Regions from separate parts of the Mus musculus genome. Here region 1 is linked to region 2. A link is a loop called in an ENCODE intact Hi-C map of the cell type or tissue named here. Cell type or tissue: heart. All regions are shown on one strand. Each heading gives the region's core, and the rest is flanking DNA. Links, peaks and the distances in the headings are about the cores only.

Evidence for each region. Hi-C counts contacts between places; a loop is a spot of excess contacts. Peaks named below come from ENCODE experiments on the same cell type or tissue, not always from the same donor. Only the 100,000 strongest peaks of a DNase experiment are listed, where the experiment ranks them.
Region 1: it touches region 2 in a loop (2.1-fold over the local background); 1 of 42 quality-filtered maps calls a loop at or near these places.

The regions. Positions count from the first base shown.
Region 1 is chr5:53,379,697-53,385,026 of GRCm38, reverse strand. No RefSeq gene overlaps it. Among named protein-coding and RNA genes, the nearest start is that of Gm40303, 120 kb to the right of the region's middle. In heart, for the core only: a CTCF peak has its summit at 3,006; DNase peaks (open chromatin) are centred at 2,946 and 3,326; H3K27ac peaks cover 320 bases; H3K27me3 peaks cover 228 bases.
Region 2 is chr5:53,468,199-53,473,528 of GRCm38, reverse strand. No RefSeq gene overlaps it. Among named protein-coding and RNA genes, the nearest start is that of Gm40304, 76 kb to the left of the region's middle. In heart, for the core only: a CTCF peak has its summit at 2,641; DNase peaks (open chromatin) are centred at 848, 2,578, 3,108, 3,978 and 1 weaker place; H3K4me3 peaks cover 1,421 bases; H3K27ac peaks cover 1,928 bases.

The DNA.
Region 1 (5,330 bases), core at 829-4,828, 89 kb after region 2:
CGCACACACACACACACACACACTACAGGTCAACCTGATGTGGGTAATTTCTCAGCTGAGGCTTTCTTCTCATATGACTCTAGGCTACTAGGACAACAGCTCTCTCATATAATGAACACAGTGTCCAGCTGAAACTGCCTTAATTCATTTAAGAAGGCTGCCTCCAGCCCCTTGACTTAATGACTTCCAATTATCCTCACCACCTGAAAGGTTCCATTTTAACTTCACACAGTGGTGACCAAGCTTCCAACATCAGAACTTTTAGAGGACACACATCTACAGTATTCAGCCCATAGCCTACATGGAGCCATCAAAATAAGGGAGCTGGGGCACCCCTGAGACAGGTAATTCACAGGTAACGGAGTTAACTGTGGAGCGGCTGATTATCAGAACTTGGAACCTTGGACGAGGGTCTCATGGATTGCTAGTGCTGGTCTGAAAGAAACCACAGAGCTTGCATTCGGAGGGTCCTGCAAGCAGGTGGCAAGAATCTAGTATCCATATTCCCAAGATGGTGGTCTAGGGGTTGTTCTGATGTCACCAAGAGCTCAGTAGATGAAGGAACCCGAGCAGCTAGCCCACTGTTCCTGAGGGTGCGTGGCTGGTGTTCTCCTGTGACTCGGTAAAGAGACTAGAGGAGACTGACAGGAGTTGGGAAGAGATACCTATGAGGCTGTGGGCTCCTGGTGGAGACGATCTGCTACACACTGGAAGACAAAAGGAGGTCTTCCCAGTTTTTATCGGTGTTTCTTCTTGGCAAAACCAAACAGGAGCCCGCTGGCATGAGACAGAAAAAGAAGGGCCAGTGAGAAGGCTCAGCAGGCAAAGAGGCTTGCTGCCAAGTCTGATGACTTGAGTTTAACCCTCAGGACCCACACAGTAGAAGGAGAGACTCGATGCCTGCAAGTTGTCCTCTGACTGCCACATACACACTGTAGCACGTATGTGCATGCACAAACACACACACACACACTAAATTATAAGCGTTTCCTTAAATATTTTAAATATATTTCCGCACAGAGCAGAAGCCAAGCTAGAGACGAGAGACAGGTAAAGCCAGTGGAGAGGGGCCCTTCTAGCCTATGTGTATGTATATGGTGTGTGTGTGTGCGCGCGTGTGCGTGCGTGTGTGTGTGTTGTGTGTATGACAGGCTTTCATTATGTAATCCTGGCTGTCCTGAACCAGGCTAGCCTCAAACTCACAGAGATTTATTTGCCTCTACCTCCTGAGTGCTGGGATTAAAAAAATTTGATGGAGATGCTTCTGGCTTCAAGTAGGAAGCCGGGGTGGGAGAGATGGCTCTATGGATAAAGGTGAGTCCAGCAAAAGCCTGATAAACTGATTTCTATCCCACAACCCAGGCAAAGGTGGAAGAGGAGATTCACCTCCACAAAGTTGTCCTCCGGTGGCCATGGGAATGTCCCTCAACATATCACATACATACAGAAAGAAGGGGGGGGGGGAAGGGAGAGAGGGAGAAAGAGAAAGTAGATTTAAAAGAAGAAGGGGCTAGGGAGCTGGCTCAGTAGTTAAAGTGCTTGCCACTCTTCACAGGCCTCAAGTCAGACCCCAGCACCTCCACTGGGCAGCTCACAATAGCCTCTAACTCCAGCTTCAGGGAATCTAATGCTCTCCTCTGGCCTCTAAAGGCCTACACAGTTGTGACAGATACACACATGTGCACAAACTTTAAAAGTTAACTTTTTAAATGAGAAGATGGGGAGAAAGAAGCCATCTTAAACAGTGGGAAAATATATCTTCTCCCGTAAGTGGAACTACAAGGTAGCAATTTCTAGAAAGTTTGACCGTATGATGGGGGCTCATGCTCTTCTCATCTCCTCCCTCTATCCTGGTCCTTGTCTTGTCTCTTAGTTAGGGTTACTGCTGCTGTGAACAGACACCATGACCTAGGCAACTCTATAAAGGACAATTAACTGGGGCTGCCTTACAGGTTCAGAGGTTCAGTCCATTATCATCACGGTGGGAAGCATGGAAGCTTACAGGCAGACATGGTGCTGAAGAAGCTGAGAGTTCTACATCTTGATCCAAAGGCAGCCTGGAGAAGACTGGCTTCCAGGCAGCTAGGAGGAGGGCCTCAAAGCCCACCCCCAAGGTGTCATGCTTCCTCCAACAAGGCCATACCTCCTAATAGTGCAACTCTCTGGGCCTAGCATGTTTAAACCTGTCCAGATATGATGCCAATATCCAGATTTAGTAACATACAGCCTTCCTGCCCCTTATACCTCTCATATTCTTTTTTCTTTTTTAAAAGATACCCTAATGTAATACAAGACGGACTTACATTCCTGCTTCTCCTGCTCCATCTTCTGATTCGGACTAAGATTCTAGGTTTGGGCCATCACACTCAGCTGATGGCCACCTGTCTCTGCATCCAGGTGTCCGATCAAAGAAAGATTTCCCTGGAGCTGCCACTGGTGTTCCAGGTCACAAACTTGTCCCCAAATCAATCACCATTGAGTGGATTGGGAGCACTCTCTTTGGCACATAGCACTAGGATCCATTCTCAGACTGGAGACACTGCACTGGTACCAGGCAGGAGTCTTTCAGAGGCTGAATAATCACCATCCAAGGGTCCTGAAGATGAGTGTGATTCAGTGGTTTTCAATAGAAACTGACTCTCTGCATCCAGTGACTCGCTAAGCACCTCTAAAGGGCTGCCAGAGCATCATGAAGGTCAGGGGCTGGGAAGCTGGAAAGCAAAGGCAGATGTAAAAGAGAACTTGGAGCCTGTGAGGATGTGAGGATGGACAGGAGTCGAGTCAGTGCCTCCACTCCTCCAAAGCTGTCATGAGATCTGTATGCAAGACCTTGTGGACAGTGAAAGTGAACCCAGGCACAGTGAACGCACAAGGCTGGCCACTGCTCTCTAGCAGCCGTGGAAGCCTGCTGGCCAGGCTTGTCCTCCAAACCTCAGGCAGACTTCTCTCCTAGCTCTACTCTCCTGTCTGGCCGAACACCCAGGAAAGGAGACTCTGCAGAGCCACCTTCAGCTCAACCAAGAAGATGCATCACGATGCCACATAACTGTCCCTAAGCAGGCACAACAAGACTGTCTCTGTCCACTGGGCGGGAGGGGGGATTTTTTTTCCTTCATATTGAGATCCTGGTATTAGGAAGGATTTGTGTACTTAAGAAATATACAAAAGTGAGATGTAACCAGACTACATAAATAGAATTCGCCTTCCCGACTCCTTCTCTCCAAAGGAAAACTGGCCCTCTGGGTCTATCATGGGCCAGCCTCTGGCAGAGAACACGAAAGAAAAATAAACTCCACGGAGCGCTCAGCTCCCCTCTGAGTCACCAGCCCACTGTTTGTCCACACCCTCCCTGGAGTTCCCTCGTGCCATTTCCTGTTCTCATTCAGGGAGCCAACATAAGGCACCTACTATGTTCTAGGGAAAAGGACAGGTAAGACTGGCAGAGAATGAAATGTAGCTCCCCTCTAGAGGGACTGACCTCCATCCTTCCGAAATTCCCCTTCTTTCCAGAAACTTCTCAGATGTCGTCCCAGGCACTCTGGCATAGTCCCACAGCCTTGCTCATGTCTCCACGCGGCTGTTAGTGATTATCTACAGTATGTGTGTATATGACATGTCATTTTTGTTTTTTAATGAATGCTTTATTTGTGTTGGTCCCATCTTCCCCCTAGAGCACCAAAGACCTTTGAAGGTTGGGTTTCTGCTGTTTCTTTCTCTGTGCCTAATGACAACGTGCAGTGTGTAAGCCTGTGCTCCAAAGGGAGAGGACCATATGGGGGTTTCCAAAGACAACCAAGAGTCTTTCCACAGTCTTTCTTTCAGCGATGCAGAATGTGCTTTGCATACATTGCTTCCTTGCTCCTCGCCCTGCTGTGAGTGGTCCCTGATACGGCCATCACTATTGTCCCCTTTGTCCCATTCAATGGATGAATGAGTGTTTGAGAAGGTGGTGGCCACAGAACTCCAGCATGAGCCGGGGTGTCCACACCAAGCTCCATGTTTCCCCTGACCTGGGTGTGGTCAAATTGTGGAATAATTACTAGGGATTTAGTCTGTGCTGGGCTCTGAACCACTTCTGGCTTCACGATTCTGGCTTTGGAGGTTGCTACTCTCCTTACTTTTAGTAAGGAAATCAAGGTAACTGGTGGACAGGAGGCATGGGTGGTATGGTATGGTGTATATGCATGCGTATGTGAGGGTATGCGTGTCTGTGTAACATACAGACGTGTAACGCAGAGGTCAGAAGAGAGTGCAGGAACCACCCTCTATGGCTCTCCATCTTATTTGTTGAGACAGGGTGTCTGGCTGGCTGCAGAGCTCACAGCATCCCCCTGTCTCCACCCACTGCAGTTACAGGCAGGCACAGTCAAGCTCAGCCTTTGAGTGGGTGCTGGCGATTTGAACTCAGATTTTCCAGCTTTGACAGCAAGCACTCTGAGCCACTGAGCCATCTCCCAGACCCAAGAAAGCAAAACTGGAACTTAATCTAGCTTGCTCTAAGTCCTCAAATGTATCTTTTTTTTTTAGCTGTCATGTCAATTGTGGTATAAAAGGATGTGAATGAATGAACTTCCAGAATTCACTTTTCCACACCTCCCAGGCTGGCTCTACCGTTACACTGGGATTTAATTTCAGCTCCGTGGAAGGCGGCCAGCAGCAGGAGGAGGAGATAAGGGGGTGGGAGTGAGGGGGTGGGGGGAAATATGAGCAGAATACATGATATGCATGCATGAAGATGTCATAGTGAAAACCTTTATTTTAAACAATGCATACATATGTACATATATAAATATTAATATATAGGAGAATATTTCCATTGTATAAGTCTATGGCCCTGGAAAGGACACTAGGTCATTCTGAGTGTTTCTTCTTTCGGGCCATGGAGCTTAACTGAGCAGACAAAATTCCTATCTGGACTGTACCAGGCATGTTGTAAGGATTAAATAAAAGGGAAAACATGCACAAGCTTTCAACAAGCCCCACATGGAGTGAACACCCTGGAAATATTAACTTTCCCCCTCATAACAGCAGCCGTTTTTATTACTGCCCTGCTTCAGTCAGTCTGGCCCCAGCCTCTCTCGCAGGACCTTCTTCGCTAACATGTTGATGGAGCCGAAAAGGCCAGATTTCTGGGGAGCCTCGGATCCCCTCGGCTTATAACAGAACAGCCCCGGCAGCTGCCTTGTTGAGCCTGTGCGTGCAGCCAGGCTGTGAGGCCGAGGCCTTGCTGATGTCCTGTCCTAGCCAGCCTCCTTCGGCTGCCGCGCACATGTTCCATAAATGGGAATCATTAACCGGGAGGCTCATAAACACTCTCTCCCGACAAGGTT
Region 2 (5,330 bases), core at 587-4,586:
AAAGGTCTGTCAAGGACATAGATGGAGTCCCCGATGGAGTCTTTGACGCGCCTTTTCCGATGTGAGGGAAGTGTCATGGTATGTTAGGTTTAGAAAAGCAGACTGGGAAGCCACTCATGATGCAGGGGAATAATTAAGTTCGTTGTATGTTCTTAGGAGAGTATCTATCTCTGTGTGGTGGGATTATGGGTAGTTGTCACCACTTTAGCTATACCTTTCAGGATCCTTAAACCTTCCTATAGAGAGCATTTATCACTTGGTTAAAAAAAGAAAAGATAATCACAAGGTGGTCGACTTTCTCAGTTGACATGTTCTTTAGAAATCATCTTGCTCGCCACTCTCTGTCTTTCCCTGGCTCTGACTGAGAGGAGGGGGCTGGCATGAAAGGTGCACTCTCTTGTCCGGATGGTGGGGACAGGAGCGGGGAGGGAGGGAGAATAAGACCTTCTCTGGTGCCCAGAGCTATAGCAGTTTTCTCCTCAGGGCCTAGAGGTTCCTGGATGTTAGTAAGCTGTCTACACTCCATCCAGTCTTCTGTGTGCAAACTCAGACTTCTCCTCAGGCTGAGAAGAAAAGCAAAGTAAGGAGTAGCTTTGCCTCTGCCAGGTCATTCATGCTCCCCTGAGAGGCTCTCACAGGATGTCCCTTCTCTCCTATCTTCCTAAGGCCCCTACTCCCCTGAAACACCACTGGTGGACATGTAGCATGTTATCTGTAAGGCCTGGCAAGGTAGCCTGGTTCAAGCGAGGCGACAGGGCTGCACAGGCTAAGCTTGGAAGGCTAGCCAGCCAAGAGAGGCCTGTCTGGTTTCTCTGGCCAGCCAACCCCTTCCGTCCTTCTGGGTTTCCTCCATGTGTTAGATGAATGTAATACGATTCGAAGCTGCTCTTGGAGCTGTGTGCCGTGACCTCATCTGCCTCTGCCGTTCCACAGGGGTGAAGTGCTCCCTCCGCGTCCCACAGTGTGGTGTGGAAGGTGCTTGAGTCTTTGTGGGAGCAGCTTGCCAGCTAACCAAGCGCAGTGAGAACTCACGCATTTATTATCAGCATTACTTACAGGCATGGTGTAAAGGAACTTCCTAGACTCCTTAGACCAGTGGTTCTCAGCCCAGTGGGTTGTGACCCCCTTTGGGGGTCAAATGACTCTTTCACAGGGGTCAACTAAGACTGGTCGGAAAGCATGGATATTTACATTATGGTTCATAACAGTGGCAAAATTACAGTTATGAAGTAGCAACAAAAACGTTTTCATGGCTGGGGGATCACATAAGGGACTGGATTAAAAGGTCGAAGCATTAGGAAAGTTGAGAATCACTGTCTTAGAGGAAGGACACCTTAGTTTTGTCCAGTCAGCGCTGTTCTTGAAGTCAAGGCTTCCCAAGAAATGTCTCAGTTCTTCCTTGCTACCCCACCCCCACCCCCCAAATCACAGTGTTTCCAGAAGCATGGAAAACCTCACATTCCATTTTCCCACCTTTAAAGCCGGAATGCCAGTGGTGTGAGATTATTCTTAAATATGGTTTTTGAATTTCTAAAATATAAAACATACAAGCCCAGGGGCACTGTAGTGCCCTAGAAATGACATTTTTAAAAAGTATATTCCAGGTCTGGAGAGATGGCTCATCGGTTAAGAGTGCTCTTCCAGAAGTCCTGAGTTCAAATCCCAGCAACCACATGGTGGCTCACAACCATCTGTAATGGGATCCGATACCCTCTTCTGGTGTGTAGGAAGACAGTGACAGTATATTCACATACATAAAATAAATAAATAAATCTGAAGAAATTAAAAGTATATCCCATGTAATACTTCAGGTATGATTATACTATATGTAAGTATATCCCAGAGAATACATAGGCTATTGGGGAAGTTACCCCTGGGTCATTCTGTTTAACTGGGGGTCTGCATTTGATCAGACAAACCTGTTCTTGAAGCTGAAGAGAAGGAGACAGTGATGCCTGCCATATTTTCTGCACCTGGGCAGGGGTGGGGGTGGGGGGTGGTCCTAACACTTTCCCTTCCAGGCCAGAGGAAGTCATAGTCTTGTTCAGGATGGAGGGACTGAGGTTGCTCTGTTGGGGGTAGAACGCTTGCCCAGGAAGTGAGAGGGGAGGATTGGCAGCTAAGCTTCTGCTTAATGGACATCCTTGAAGACCTTAGCAAACGGTGTCCTGTGGTGCATCTAATACACTAGGCTAGCTCTATGTAAACCTGCCAGCGAAGGTAGGCTGGTTAAGAGGAACTCAGATAGTGACACTAACCCCAGGGAACCCCCTTCAAGGCATGACTATTTGACCAGACCCAAAGGTCAACAGTTTTATTAGACATGGGGACTTTCCTAAAGGTTATTTTTGAAGGGAGGGGGAGGAGGGGGGGGAATGGGGTGGGGGCAAAGGTCACCTAGAGACCTTTCTGTGGGGTGAGGGGAACAGGCGCAGGGGTACGAGCTGACACAGAGCCCTCTTTCTGGTCTCCTGTGTCTCCTCTCAGTGGCTTGCAGTCTCCCTGAACTCACATCCCCTCTCTCACTTAAGTTCCTAGGCTCGATTCCAGCCTGGAGGTGGACAGGTGGCAGGCCCACCACCATCCAGCCTTTGTGTGAATGAAGGCTGCCCAGGCAGGCGCCCTCCAAGCCTCAGGGTGTAATTTTTCCCTTCTCCACTTGTGAATTCCAGGCAGAGAGCTCAGCTGTCATCGGCCTCAGGGAATTTTTTTTTTTTTTTTTTTTTTTTCCAACCAGGACTGAAAACCGGGCCAAGAAAACATGGGTCTGTAGAAGGCATTGTTCCCTGTGAGTCGGATGGCTTTTGCTTTTACTTTGGGCCTCAGGAAATGCTGTCTTTACCTTGAGTTGGAGATGAAAACTTGGACTTTCATTGCCCTAAGAAAACATTACCCCCCCACCCCCCCACCCCCCCAGCCCCTACCTCCCACCCCCGCACCGGTTTCCCAGTGGGCTAGTGTGTACTTAGGAGTTTACTTTCCAAAGTCTCATTTTAACAACAGTAGCTATAAAATCTCGCATCTGATGCCCCTGTATAGATGAAGACACAACACAATGCATTTGTGTGACCCAAGCGTGGAAAACACTCCTCGGTGTGTTCCTGGAAGCTGCAGGTCAGCACACATCTCTTTTGCCCGGAGTTCCCTGAGGCCAGAGCTTCCCGGCTTATTATGCAGATACCAGTGGCTACATTTGAAAGGTTCCCCCATGTCCTGCGAGACTACAGACTTTGGACTCATGAGCTCTCTGTCCTCCTAGGAGAGCTGTAAGATAAGACTATAGAGACAACCAGACTCTCACCCCCCAGCCTTAGGAATTCAGAGTCCTTGCAACCAGCTCTCACTAAACCTTCCGGGGTGGGGGTGGGGAGGACACAAAAGCGACCGCAGGTATAGATGGAGAGTCTGCTTGCCAGGAAAGAAAACAAAGCTAACAATCTTCTGCTGAAAAATGAGTTCATTTAGTATTGAATGGTAAGCTGGTCTTTCCCCAGACTTCTACCACAACGCAGTTCCCAACATGTCAAGCGCTGGAGTCCCAGAGTTCATTTCTAAGCTGTTTTCCAGTCCCCACCCGTCCACCGCCAGGGCTTCCCAAGCTGCGTTGCTGAGTGTCCCACACTCACCCACCACGCTGTCTACTGATTGCTGCCTCTCTTCCTGGCAGGTCTCCACCTTTTTGATTTTGATATTCCCAACCGCCAAGACGGTGCCCACCTAAAGAAGCCCAGAGAACATATACGTGTTGGACCGCAAGTGGGGTCCCTGAAGCTTATTTCTCTGATGAAATTCATTGCAGACTGGAGGGGAAGGGTTATGCTTCTCACATGACTACATGTTGGAACTCACAAACATGCGTGGAACCCATCCCTAGCCTACTAAGGCTGCTAATAAGCTATCTGGAGGCATGGGCTGCCAGCAGTGGGTGGGGCAACAGAAATTTTTCTTCCAGTCCCTACGCAGGGAGTGTGGTTAAATTTAGATGGAATTTTACCTGGGACAGAGTTCAGTGCTGGTTCCTTCCAGATTTCCCTGCTCTGTGTCCCATCCCCCACACCTCCCACCCGCGAACATGGCTGTCTCCATGCTTCATGCTGAAATTCTACTATAGATCTGCAGTCCGGAATTTTTCCTGTTCTCTACACAGAAGTATTGCTTCCCCAGAACAGCTGAGCACAGTTTACTAACTTTTAGGAGGGAAGCGGTCTGTTGGGAGTGCTTCTTGCTACTTTGTTAATGATTGCCAACTATCCCTTCAGCTGCACCCAATCACCTATGCCAGGTGGGTAGGAGTCTTCAGAATAGTTGGTAAGGCTGTGAGATTTAAAGACAGACCTGGATTTGGGTCCTGATTCTACCTCTAATTTACAAGGTCTAGTCATGTGACTTCTTTGAGCCTCATCTGTAAAATAGGAATCATTATAAAGAAAAAATATGTATAATACTTTTGTGACTCTGGTAATACACCCTGTATCAGTCAGAGTGTGAAGGACTTTTCCTTTATGGATTCTTTTTTTTTTTTTTTAATTCAGTACAAACCACAAAGTATACATTTCTAAATATCATAAAGGAGAGTAACATTTCAAGAGATTTGAAATTATGATCGATTCCTTCCTTCCTTCTTCTCAAACTGCTGTGAAGCCAGTATGCGACCTGATGTGAGTGTCTGGTTGTGTGGATGGGAGAGGGAGAGTGGTCTGCCCTAGGATGCGACTTTCAGAGCTAAGTAAGGATGCTGCCCAGTCACCCGCGGCTGAAGATGGATCCCGGGAGTCCGTTCCCTTCTTTAATTCCCGTGTCCACAGCTTCCTCTCTTTCTCTGCCTTGACTTTATGAATCTGCAAGTGGTCCAAGATTCCCCCCACCCTCCCTTTCTTTCCTTTCCTTTTTTTTTTTTTTTTCTCTCCACACAGCTCACAACAGCTGCAGGGTAGTGGGGGTCGGCGGATGGTGGCAGCTGTTTGCACGTATGGGTTCTCTGTCATTTCCCTGTGTAAGGCAGGGGCTGTTTGTATATATCACAAGCCGCCACCTGGCAAGATGTTTGGTTCCATCCATGTTTGAAAGTTTTGCGCATGGGATCATGAATGCAGAGGGTAGGAGGAGCCTTGAGATCTGGGTTCCAGACCCTTGCTGCCTTTCAGTCTTAGTTACTAAGCATCCCACCCCGGTCTAGTTACAGCCTCCTGTGTATACTCACTGTCTAGAGCAAAGAGTGCTCTTTATCCTACGCAGTTAATTCTCAAAGGCTTCGCGATTGGTTTGTATATGGCGTTTTCATTTAAAAACCATTGTAAGTGAACATCAAAATAAATTTAGGAAGGGGCAAG